Regions from separate parts of the Homo sapiens genome. Here region 2 is linked to region 1. A link is a contact called in ENCODE Hi-C or POLR2A ChIA-PET data. All regions are on one chromosome and are shown on one strand. The core of a region is the stretch at or near the end of the contact, and the rest is flanking DNA. Distances in the headings are between cores, read along the strand shown.

Region 1 (3,229 bases), core at 311-2,810:
ACAAACTACTCTGATTCAGTTTGTGTGGTGCAAAAACCAGCTTTTTTTTCCAATTGTGTGCACAAAGAATTATTTTCAACATAGCAAAGGATTCTTATTTTGGTTACTGCTGTTTATGATCGTCCCAGTGAAATGGCCTCATTGTGGAGTAACACCCAAGATCTGTTGTCTCACAGACACAGAAATCTAGGATGCAGATGCATAAAGTGTCAGGTTGAGAGTGGAAGTTTAATAGGCAAAAGAAAGAGAAGAGCTCTCTGTTGCAGACAGGGGTCCAGAAAAATGGGTTGCCGGATCCATGGTGAAATGCAAGGGGTTTTATAGATGCCTGGTGAGGAGGCAGTGTTTGATTTACACAGGGTGTGAAACATTGGTTGGACCAGGTGTGCCACTTGCATAGGTCATGAAAAACTGGTTGGGACTAGATGTGCCGTGTGCATAGGGTATGAATTTCTGGCCACCCCTACCATAATCTTTTATTATGCAGGCGGGTCTTCTGCCTGAGCTGTGCCATGTTGCCCGTTTCTTTACTCTACACATGGTAACAAGAAAAGGGAAGATGGAGCCTCCGTGTTGGACATGCCTGGCCCCCAGGTGGCCCTTTTCTATTGGTGCCTCTGCCAGCATTCGCCCGTGCAAGCTTCCTGCTTGATTATCTATGTTTGCAGCTCTATTTTTCAGGCTGCTCTTTGTTAGAAAAGCAATGATTTGGGGGGCTGCTTTTTGTTAGAAGGGAAGCTCTGCCAAGAACTCTGTTGCCCTCACTATCTGCCTAAATAATTTCTGCCTTCTGTATCACCAGGTTAGGTGGGTCCACTTTCCTAGGCCTTTACAAGAGGATACCCCACGAGTGTTATACATAAATCCAGCTGGTGTTTCTAAAAGGAATACTCTAATTTTGATGCTTGACTTCCCATAATTTAGGAACTTTTCAAAAGTGTCAAGCCTGGGAATGTATTTAGGGTGAAAGTGTAACTTATCTCAGACTGTCTCTAACTTCCAGGGAGCAATAGTGTGCTCAGTGTATGAGGACCAGACTTTCATAGTGTACCTGTTTGGAAGAGCAAAAAGAGGGAACACTTTTCGGTTAGAAACTAACAGGAATTGGTCTCAAATAAAAGGATAGGTCTGAATTTTTAAGCAGAAGAAACAGTTTTAATCTTAAAAGTAGGCCATATAAAACAAAACCATCCGTGTCTAACTGCCAATCCTTTGACCTGAACCTCTGCTGTGAGACAGAGGCAGAAAAACCTTGACCTAAGCCTCCAGTCCTGAGGCAGAGGTGGAAGAACCTTGATCTGAACCTCTCCTGTGAGACACAGCAGCAAAAAGACATTTTCTACAGAGCTCTTTACTTGGAGCTTGTGTCCAAAGACAGAGACCAAAGCCCTCTCTTAAAGAAAAGAGACAGTTTGAAAAACAGCCAAATAAAGTCTATATTTCAACCAAGGAGTGGGAGGTCCTAATTCTGGAGAACTTACCCAGAACACCCAGTGGGACTTCTGAAGATGCAGAGTTCGTGCTGGTATCAAGCACTGCTTTCAGGCAGAAACACCGCACCTGGTGGTGAGAATGAGTCACTCTGAATCCTGCTGACGATGCCAGATATGCCTATCTCAAAGGAACCTGCTGAGCTAAAATTAATCTATTACTAAGCAGAGTTTACTTGGGCCAAGTTTGAGGGCTGCAGCCCAAGAGCATAGATTCTATTTGTCCTGAATATACACTCTGATTAGCAACAGTAACAAGTGGATTTTAAAGGGAAAGAAAGAGTCAGTTCCTGAGGTTTTTACCGAGGATTTACATTAAAATAATATAAGCCATTGATTGGCTCAGCATTGTTCTTTGTATCATAAATTCTAAGAACATGAAGGTATTGAGTGAGGCAGTCAGGAACAAAATGACTTTAAACAATTTCCCCTAGGCATGGGTGTGGGGTGTGAGCATGACTGAATCCCATACCCACGTCTCTCTGGGTCTGCATACTTTGCAGATCTCAGACTGCTCTCAGCTATTTTCCTTTTCTCAAGTTTCACATTCTCAGTGTAGAATATTTTTGTCACAGGCTATTTTATATGTGGACATACAGAATAGGCGAAGGAACTTTTTAATACAATAAAAAATACACACAATGAAACTGGTAGTATGTATTTAACAAAAATCATATGGAAAATTAAGGTCATTTTAATAAATAAGTGACTTTGAGATGGGGGAGGGAATTCATGGGGTCTTATAAAGCCTGTAACATCCTAATGAGTTTGTCGCTTTGTTTTGGTTGCCTAATATCCATAAAACTCTCATAAATTTAAAAATCTATATATTAAAAATGTTTAATGAAGCAAAGGATGCAGAAAAGATTTTATTCTGTTACAGTCAGAAAAAGATGTCTTAGGCAGCTCAGGCTGCTATATCAAATACCATAGACTGGGTAGTTTAAACAACAATAATTTCATTTCTCACAGTTCTGGAGGTTAGAAGTCCAAGATGAACTCTGGAGGTTAGAAGCCCAGCAGGATCAGATTCTCTTCCTGGATTCTATCTGGCTGCCTTTTCATTGTCCTTACATGGTGGAGACAGTGATCAAGCTCTCTGGTGTCTCTTCTTATAAGGGCAACAATCTCATCATTAGGGCCCCACCCTTACAACCTCATCTACCAAAGGCTCTATCTCTGAATACTATCACATTTGGGGATTACAGCATCAACATATACATTTTTAGTGGACATAATTGAGTCCATAGTAGAGTGGCAATTTTAATTAAGCAAAAAATGCAGAGGAGACTATCTGTTACACTCAAAAAAGGGATTAATCCAGCATTCACTCCACAACAAACACAAAGTATGAAAAGTTGATGAATAAAGCATCCACACGTGAAAATTTTCAGTTTTCTTTTTTAAAGTTAAATGTAAAATCAGAAGTGAAACCAAGTTACAATTGTGGTGAACCCTGGAAGTAGCTCTGTTAATACCTGGGGAAAACCAGCTTGTTACTCCCAACTCATAGATTTATAGAGAAATAAATTATGGCTTAGAGAGATGTAACCCTGTTGAGATAAATAATGAGTTAGCAGCCAAGCTAGAGAAAGGATATAGCCCTCCGCGTTCCCACTGCTTTTCCCACCTCACTTTCCTAATAAGCCACTTACAAAACTGGATTCATGTGAAAATATATCCACTTGTTCTTCATTTTGATGTACTTCATAGTCAATGTCTTTCCTAATGATGTCAAT
Region 2 (3,229 bases), core at 203-2,702, 35 kb after region 1:
CTTCTCTATATTGTTGAAAATAAGAAAGTAAAACTAACCTTAAAATAAGCTATGGCTTCCCATTTCTTGCAGGGTTAAGTCCAAAAACTTAGCATGGAATATATGGCTCTTCAAATATTGAAGCCTTTTTGTTTTATTTCTTAGAGCTCCTCCTTCTCCCTATTCTGCATATGATGCTTAATTGTAACTGAACTATTGCTATTTCCCCACATGTGCCACACCTGCCTCAACCTTGCTTTTGATTAGCCTTGAAAACTCTTTTCCAAATCTCCTTGGTGTCATAAATACCTTAATGTTGTTCAAAAACCAGCATAGATCTCACCAGGGACTTCCCCACCCCTCTATTATTCCAGGGTTAAATATTGTCATTTTGCATTATTTTAATAGCAGGTGGACAGTTTCCTAAGGAACCCAGCCAACATCAGAGAAGCTAATTTGCAGAAGGCATATGTTGCCAATGAACCAGATGTTGATTCTTATTAATTTAACAAAAATAGGTTTTAAGGAAACAACAGTCTTGAACATATACAATGAAAAGAAATATACTTTTCTTATGTGTGTATGTTTGAAGTAAACCCTCATACATTTTTGTGTGACTAAGTCATACTAACAAAATCAAATGTCATAATTTCATGTCTTTTATATATTTTTATGTGATCTTAGAATGATAAATTTGATGAGATCCTTAAGTCTAGCTACCTCTTCTTTGCCAACATTATAACCATTTTACATGGGAGAAAATGCCCATGAGGTCAGGTAAATGAAGTATTTTGCCAAATGATCATACAATTGTGAAATTATACAAAAGGCTCAGAATATAAATCTTCTGAGCCCCCTGTCTAGTGTTCACTCTGGCCTATCAACTATATGAATGGGTATAATATGCAAAAATATAAATTTACCCATTGTGCATTACCCAAAGTTAGCCAGACTGGAGGCTAAGGGCACAGTATATCAGATGATCGGGTCTTCCCAAGACACCAATGGCAAGCTGGAGGCTTTCCCAAAACCACTCTCAGTTTTGATAATTCAGCAGAAATTTCAGTAGACTCACAGAACTCACTGCAAGCTATAACACTCACAGTTACATTTACTTCAGGCAAAGGACACACATTAGAAAGAAAGGCATAAGGTAGAATATGGCAGGGGCCTAAAGCAGAGTTTCTGCTTGTCATCACGCTGTGGAGTCGTGGATGGCATTGCTGCCTCCCAGCCACAATGTGTTACAATATCCAGAGATTATTTCCAGTCAGAGAAGCCCACACATGCTACAGTATTCAGAGCTTTTACTGGGCCTCTATTATGTAGGTAAGCACAATTACTTTAATTATTGCTTATGTGGTTGAATTTAGTCTTCAGCATCTCCCTTCGCCATAGGTTGGGCTGATACCTTGTGGGCTAAAGTCCCAACCTTTAATCACCTGGTTAGTCTTTCTGGTCTAGCCAGCCTCCTAGCCCTAAGATTGTTGCATGTGGTCCCGGGGTTTACTCAATGAGTCACTTTTTAAGCATAAACTATGAGGTGTGGTTAAGGGGCCCGTCATGGGTAACAAAGACACTCTTATGACTCAGGAAAATTCAAACTTATAGAGGTTACCTCCCAGGAGTTAGAGTCCAAATTTCTTACTATAAATACACAGGATCAGATGATGTGTTAAGCTGTTCTTGTGTAGCTATAAAGAATTACCCATGACTGGGTAATTTATAAAGAAAAGAAGTTTAACTGGCTCACAGTTCTGCAGGATTTACAGGAATCCTTGGTGCTGGCATCTGCTTGCTCTAGTGAAGCCTCAGGGAGTTTTCAATCATGGTGGAAGGCAAAGCAGGAGTAGGCACTTCACATGGCAAAAGCAGGAGCAAGAGAAAGTGGGGTGAGAGTGGGTGCCACGCACTTTTAAAATGACCAGATCCTATGAGAACTTTCTATTACAAAGACAGTACCAAGCCATGAAGGATCCACCCCCATGATCCAAACACTTTCTCCCAGACCCCACCTCCAGCATTGGGAGTTATGATTCAACATGAGATTCGGGCAGAGACAAATATACAAACTATATCAGATGCACAATATATATGCATCAATAATAATAACGCATCATCCAAATATATAACCTTGACATGTGATTTTTAAAAGTTATATATTTCATTTATGTGTAAATGTAAACATATTCTATCATTGCAATTCTCTATAGATAGAACATGGTTACTAATGTCCTCAATATAAGATAATGGGGAGGAAAAATTGTATTCTACTCCCTATGTTTCCTCTATTAACATGATGATAACATGATATTTTAACGGAAGCAGAAAGTCCTCCATTAAAATGACATTTCTGTGCTCTCTCAGGCACTTTTTCAGCACTCCTAGGTGAGAAAGGGTGACTTCTTGATTATTGAGTGTGATTGAAGCAGATGGACATGCCTGGCTCAGACCCTTCCAAGCTAATTCTTAGATTCTGCCTAACCCCCAAAAGTATGAAATTTCTACTTTTCTAGAGACAGGCTTCCATGAGTAAGGTGGTCACACATTCTGCTTTGCCCAGATAAGTCAAAGTTTGTCCTTTCCTGGAGCCTCATCCAATTTAGAATGTGTACTGATTTTTTTTCTTATAAAGTTGTATTATTAACAGCTTCAGGAAAATAAGTGACTATATGTTTGACAGACCAAAACTTGTCTTTTTTCTAGCTTCTGTCGTAATCTTACCTATTAGTGTCAGAAGTAAATTCTAAGTGAACAGAGCTCTCATTTAGCACATGGATAAATCAGAGTTGACCAGTGAGCAAGCTTCTCTCTTGAGTAGCCTTTCTCAATGTCAGTACCTCTGGCCTCCCTTTAAAGTACACCACACAGGAGTATATTCAGACATAAACAGCTACAGACAGCCAATTCCTTCTAGTCTTTGAATAACGGGAGAAGTAGTTAATGCTGCTATCCCCACAAGCTACCTCTTGTATCAGAAAATGGGGCCACAGAACTTCTAGTAAGCTGTGAGATGTACAAATTACATCAGGATACCTTAGTGAAAATTTTAAAAACTTACAGTTTAGATGGAATAAGTGTGGAAAATAGAAACTGAGAAATCTAACCATAGATAAAGAGAAGATGGCAATCCTTTTGCTACAGAGGTAAATCACAATTATTCATTTTGTTATATTACTTGATAATTTAATAATAAATTCTACCATTGATGAGTTTTTAAAAATGTACAGTTAATGAAAACTTTAGTACT

Evidence for each region. Hi-C counts contacts between places; a loop is a spot of excess contacts on that map. ChIA-PET counts read pairs that join two places held with the same protein, here RNA polymerase II (POLR2A). Pooled maps may share reads with other maps.
Region 2: a loop to region 1 is called in a map of GM12878, with 2.0 times the contacts of the local background. The contact joins two enhancer-like sites. A Hi-C loop is called at or near these places in 3 of 168 maps with a recorded cell type or tissue (Caco-2, Calu3 and GM12878), 12 of 37 single-sample maps with no recorded cell type and 4 of 50 pooled maps. POLR2A ChIA-PET finds 5 or more read pairs at or near these places in 3 of 52 experiments (GM10248, GM12878 and MCF 10A).

The regions. Positions count from the first base shown.
Region 1 is chr2:13,521,796-13,525,024 of GRCh38, forward strand. LOC105373485 (a long non-coding RNA gene) reads right to left here. Exons shown (of 2, transcript XR_922814.3): 2 at 1-1,560. Among named protein-coding and RNA genes, the nearest start is that of MIR3125, 790 kb to the left of the region's middle. RefSeq lists enhancers at 788-1,987, 1,367-1,736. Within about 2 kb of position 1,561, at least 3 of the 41 ENCODE cell types and tissues checked have a DNase peak (open chromatin) inside an H3K27ac peak, as active enhancers do.
Region 2 is chr2:13,557,064-13,560,292 of GRCh38, forward strand. The region is part of intron 1 of LOC105373438 (a long non-coding RNA gene); the gene reads left to right. Among named protein-coding and RNA genes, the nearest start is that of MIR3125, 820 kb to the left of the region's middle. Within about 2 kb of position 1,453, at least 2 of the 41 ENCODE cell types and tissues checked have a DNase peak (open chromatin) inside an H3K27ac peak, as active enhancers do.